2 separate regions of the Homo sapiens genome follow, and region 1 is linked to region 2. A link is a loop called in an ENCODE intact Hi-C map of the cell type or tissue named here. Cell type or tissue: natural killer cell. All regions are shown on one strand. Each heading gives the region's core, and the rest is flanking DNA. Links, peaks and the distances in the headings are about the cores only.

The links. Peaks named below come from ENCODE experiments on the same cell type or tissue, not always from the same donor. Only the 100,000 strongest peaks of a DNase experiment are listed, where the experiment ranks them.
Region 1: a loop joins it to region 2, with 4 times the contacts of the local background. A loop is called at or near these places in 5 of 110 quality-filtered maps.

Annotation. Positions count from the first base shown.
Region 1 is chr17:35,520,425-35,523,339 of GRCh38, reverse strand. It overlaps SLFN12L (schlafen family member 12 like), which reads left to right. Exons shown (of 5, transcript NM_001363830.2): 2 at 371-1,061. The coding sequence starts at 976. Among named protein-coding and RNA genes, the nearest start is that of SLFN12L, 16 kb to the left of the region's middle. In natural killer cell, for the core only: no CTCF peak of the experiment used is centred there; a DNase peak (open chromatin) is centred at 1,539; H3K4me3 peaks cover 381 bases; H3K27ac peaks cover 2,277 bases.
Region 2 is chr17:35,586,000-35,588,914 of GRCh38, reverse strand. AP2B1 (adaptor related protein complex 2 subunit beta 1) reads right to left here and starts at 1,593. Exons shown (of 22, transcript NM_001030006.2): 1 at 1,487-1,593. RefSeq lists enhancers at 1,077-1,186, 448-1,647, 1,617-1,786 and a silencer at 1,417-1,536. In natural killer cell, for the core only: no CTCF peak of the experiment used is centred there; a DNase peak (open chromatin) is centred at 1,604; H3K4me3 peaks cover 1,508 bases; H3K27ac peaks cover 1,831 bases.

The DNA.
Region 1 (2,915 bases), core at 86-2,585, 65 kb after region 2:
ATGCACTTTGAGAGTGGGATGGGGAATAGGACTCATCTTTTTCAAGCAGCTGCAATGAGCCAGACTCTTTATGTTACTTCATTTATTCCTCTCCATAGGAAATGTGCTATTCTTAGTTTTGTTTTACAAATGAGAGAGCAAAGTCTCAGAGAGGTTAGGTCAAAGGCATAATAAACACATGGGTTTAGATGAGATTTACCAGATATTTCAAAGCTTCTTTTCCTTTATAATTGTAATATAATGTTTATAGAAGAATATTTGAAATATCTGTAATTAATAATCAAATATATTAATCAGTTAATTATAACTAATTGTCATAATCAGTATGATTCTTCTCCTTCCCCTAATTTCTCATTCTTTTCACATCTAGTGCTACCAGGATATTTGCGATGTACTCTGGAATCCCTCTGGAAGGAGCTGTCCTCACAGAATGAAGGATTAGAGGAGTTAATAAATAAGCAAACCCAACCTTTCTCCTGGGGAATTGTGATCCTCTCTAGAAGCTAGGCTGTGGACCTGAATTTGCAGGAGAAGCCAGGAGTCATCTGTGATGCTCTGCTGATAGCATAGAACAGCCCTGGCAGGGCCAGGACTACTGCACTTGCACTGCCCTTACTTTGAAGCAGAAGCTGGTGAACATGGGGGGCTACACTGGGGAGGTGTGTGTCAGGGCCAAGGTCCTCTGCCTGAGTCCTGAGAGCAGCGCAGAGGCTTTGGAGGCTGCAGTGTCTCCGATGGATTACCCTGCGTCCTATAGTTTTGCAGGCACCCAGCACATTGGAAGCCCTGCTGCAGTCCCTCGTGATTGTCTTGCTCGGCTTCAGGTCTCTCTTGAGTGACCTGTGCAGCTATGAGGTTTTAAATCTGCTCACAGCCCAGCAGTATGAGATATTCTCCAGAAGCTTCCACAAGAACAGAGAATTGTTTGTCCATGGCTTACCTGGCTTAGGAAAGACCATCATGGCCATGAAGATCATGGAGAAGATCAGGAATGTGTTTCACTGTGAGGCACACAGAATTCTCTACATTTGTGAAAGTCAGTTTCTGAGGAATTTCATCAGGTAAGCAGTTGGACCTTATGTCTCTAAGTATTATTTAATCTGGGTTTAATTTTCTCTGCTAAGTCACCTTGTCCCTTGAAAATTAAGTGGTAAAATTATCTGTGACAACAAACTGTGTTTAGGAGAGCACAATGGGGTAATTTTTTCTACCTTTTTTTTATTATACTTTAAGTTGTAGGGTACATGTGCACAACGTGCAGGTTTGTTACATATGTATACATGTGCCATGCTGGTGTGCTGCACCCATCAACTCGTCATTTAACATTAGGTATATCTCCTAATGCTATCCCTCCCTCTCCCCTCACCCCACAACAGGCCCCGGTGTGTGTGATGTTCCCTTTCCTGTGTCCATTTTCTACCTTTTTTAGCTAAAGAAAACCGACTCGGGTCATTTTTCATTTTCTTGAGACAGAGTCTTGCTCTGTCACCCAGGCTGGAGTACAGTGGCACCATCATGACTCACTGTAGCCTCAACTTCCTGAGCTCAAGCAATCCTCTCACCTCAGCTTCCTGAGTAGCTAGGACCCAGTTGCCTGCCATCATGCCTGGATAATTTAAAAATATTTTTGTAAAAACAATTATGTAGCTCAAGCTGGAGTGATCATAGTTCACCATATCCCTGAACTCCTGGGCTGAAGTGATCCTCCTGCCTCAGCCTCCCCAATTGCTGGAATTGTAGGCATGAGCCACTGTGCCAGGCTCAATTGGGTTTTGATGGTGCCTGCCTATCTCTGCAATCTGGCTTTAGCTAGCTGGGACTTACTCTATTAAAGATCTGAAAATCCACCCAGCCATGGTAAAATAAAACAAAATGCTTTTAAAATTTAAGTTAACTTTTTATTTTAAAATATTCATAGACTTACAGAAAAGTTGCAAAGATAGTACAGAAAGTTCCTGTGTACCCTTCACTCAGTTCCCTCTTTCATTACCACATTACTGTGGTTCACTTTTCACAACCATAGTACATTGCTGTGAACTAAACTCCGCAATTTATCTGGATTTCCCAGTTTTCTCCTACTCTGCTTGTCTGTTCCAGGATCCCATCCAGGATGCCATATGACATTTAGTAGTTATGTCTCCTTAGCTTCCTTGGATCTGTGATAATTTTTCAGACTTTATTTTTGAAGACCTGGATAGTTTTGAGAAGCCCTGTTCAGGCACTTTGTAGAATGTCCCTTTTGGGTTTGTCTGATGTTTTTCTCATAGTTAGGCTGGAGTTATAGGTTGTCAACTTAAAAATCACACAATTTATAAGTTTAGAAAAGATATTTTATTTATTATAAAGTGTTACAACTTGCAGGCTGGCCATCCTGATTGGGGGGAAGCTTAGACAGAAAGGCAGCACTTTGAGAGAAGGGAGGATGGAACAGGGATTTGTGCTGAATGGCTTGGGCAGTATATATATTCAGCAGGTTATAGGAGGAGATATGAATACTCCTGAGAGGGGGTTGTGCATGTGCATGGAGAGTAAACATGCTTATTGTGTGTAGTGTCCCATGGTCACTTTTTAGTAGAGACAACTTTTTTTTTTTTGAGACCGAGTTTTGCTCTGTCGCCCAGGCTGGAGTGCAGTGGTATGATCTCGGCTCACTGCAACTGCTGCCTCCTGGGTTCAAGCAAATTCTCCTGCCTCAACCTCCCGAGTAGCTGGGACTACAGGCGTGCATCACCAACCCTGTCTAATTTTTGTGTTTTTAATAGAGTACGGGTTTTGCCATGTTGGCCAGGCTGGTCTTGAACTCCTGACCTCAGGTGATCCATCCGTCTTGGCCTCCCAAAGTGTTGGGATTACAGGCATGAGCCATCGTGCCCAGCCAGTAGAGACTAAACTTTATAATTATTACAATTAGACCC
Region 2 (2,915 bases), core at 274-2,773:
ATCTTTTAAGGAAAGAAAGAATGAAAGAACTGGACTTCCTTGAGTTTCTTCATACACAGTCAGAATATTAGATTTATATTGATTTTACCACCCAGCTTTTAGTGAGGATGTTTGCATTATACATCATCCTTTCTGCTTCCTTGAAAGTTTCAACGGCTAAGATACTGCAAACAGTTCTCACCTTACCAGCACGCTTAGTCATCACTGGAATGTCTTAACACGTTTTCTTATAGAGCTGCACCTCCTTCATCTGCTGCTTTCTATTACTACTTTGTAAGTGTACCCTGAGGCTAAGCAATTGAAGTATACAAGGAAGGTAACTAATCATTTAAATTGATTCTCATTGAGACCACCTTCTTTCTTAGTCATTCTGCCTTTCTAAGCTTAATGCATTTACTTTCTTTTAAACCACAATGGTTATGATAAGTCTTTGGCAGTTTTCAAAACATTTTTTCTTCTCAAAAGTCAAGTTTGGCTGGGCGCGCTGGCTCACGCCTGTAATCACAAAACTTTAGGAGGCCGAAGCGGGAGGATCGCTTGGGCCCAGGAGTTCGAGACCAGACTGGGCTACACAGTAAGACCCTGTCACTAAAAATACAAAAATAAAATAAAATAAAAGTCAAAAGTTTAATGAAGCATCCGCGTGAGTTCAATAAAGGCCTGTCCCCCCCCACCCCACCCCTCCAATAGAAGACTACTCTTGAAAACAAGCAGCATGAACAAATGATTTGGATTCAAATGATAAGGAAATAACAGGACGTTCCAGTTTCTTTACTTTCAGCTTAATCTACAGCCTTTCCCAAACCAGACCATTACTGCAGAGCCCAGAAAAAGAAAAAAAAAAAAAAGATGCTGGGTTAAGATTTGCCCCCATTTGCTTCCCCCTCTCTTACATCGGGTCAATTCTGGAGGTTACTCTTTCCTTCCTCCAAGAGTAAGGAATGCCTCTTCTTTCCCCAGGTGGTCAAGATTCTAGCGATATGCTCCTCCATTACGGAGCAGGGAAGAGGTTGTCTCTTACCCTCAAGTTACCCGAGAGACGACGTTCGCCCATCAATGAGCAAACCTTTGAGGGAATCCCTTTTCCCTTTGGCTTGCTGGACACGTCTCAGCCTCTCAGTGAACGACGCCGAGCGGGGAAGAAAGACGGTTCCCCCCACGGCCTCCAGGCTCTATCAGCCACACCCCTGGCCTCTGGTCCCCCTAAACCCTCAATTCCGAAACACATCTTCCCCTCCTGCCCCCAACTACCTGCTGCCACACCCGAGGATTCCCTCACCGCACCACAGGCATCATGGTAGAGACCCTTTCTCCAACCTTTTCCCTCTCAATGGTCACACCCGACGGTTCCCTGCATCATCAACGGTCACGCTCTTAGGATTTCCTCGCCTCCGCCGGTCTCCGACCCAGCCTGGTGTTACCCTTCTCTCCGTCCCCGACCCCGTCAATTAGGGACACACCCTAAAGGCAACCGCCCTGAACTCACCGGAGGCGGAGGCGAAGGCGAGGGCGGGGGTGGCGGCGGGAGCCGGAGAGCACAGCCCAGGTGGTGGTGTAATGGTTTCCTGCCCGTCACGATTCTTTTCTAGGTCTAAGCCACTGCGCAAAACCCACTTTGCCAGGGACAAAGATGGTGGGCAGGAAACTCTGACGTCAGAGAACGTCGCCGCGTGACGTCATCGGGGTGCGCGGTAGACCTAGAAAGCCTGTGATCTCTTGTCGCCTTCCAGACCCAAAGATTTCCTTTGGTCCCGGCAAGCTAGCCCATCTGGGCCTCAGAGGATGTTAAGTGGCTACTCCAAAGGGATATATTTTAAAAAGCTGACAATGGATTTGTTTCCTCGCACAGAAATTCTCTGAAAAACGTAAACATAGAGATGATGAAATATCCTGTTCCTTTCTGAAAAAACAAAACCCCTCAGCTCATTTTCCTTCCAGGCTCAAGGGCGGACAATGGTGATATAGCCCAGGCCTATATACGGGCAGTGGGGCTAGAGGATAGTGCTGCACGTAAAAGAGGTTGAGGAGGCATTGGATGTGAGTTTGAATCCCTACCCTGAATGTGACTGAGACAGTTAATGTCTCATCAACCTTCTTATCTGTGAAATGAAGACAATGATAGTATCTCTCTCGGGCATGTGAAGTTTAAACCAGATAAATTAGGTAAAGTGCCTAGTATATAATAGGTGTGCTTACACAAAAGTAAGTTTCTTTCGGACACTAAGAGCTAGATTCCAGGACCTGGAACTGGAGAACAAGATTGATGATGTTAAATGAACTAGCTGTCCCTAAGGTTAATTTCAGGGTGTAAGGAAGGATGGAGAGCAAAGTGATGATTTTTCTCACATTTTGCCTATGAACTCTGTGAGTCAAAAAGTGTTTCAGTATTTTAAAACTTCATTCTTAAAAAAGTGATCAGAAGTACATTAAAATTTTGTATAACATACTCATGTATTATTATTTCCTCTGTTATTAAAATAGGGGAATAGGGGAAATTAGAAAGCCAGGTATAAGGTGAGAGAATGCAAACAGTTATGGTAAATCAGATAGCTGCATAATGTTATAGAATATTTTATGACAGAAAATTCATAAAGTGTTAAGCAAAAAAAGGACACCAAACAATACAGTATACAGTATGACTATATATGTATAGAAAAAAAAGGCTAGGATAGGCCAGGCGTGGTGGCTTACACCTGCAATCCCAGCCCTTTAGGAGGCTGAGGTGGGTGGATCACCTGATGTCGGGAGTTTGAGACCAGCCTGGCCAATGTGGTGAAACCCTGTCTCTACTGAAAAAACAAAAATTAGCTGGGGGTGGTGGCACACGCCTATAATCCCGGCTACTCAGGCGGCTGAGGCAGGAGAATGGCTTGATCCCAGGAGGTAGAGGTTGCAATGAGCCCAGATCTCGCCAC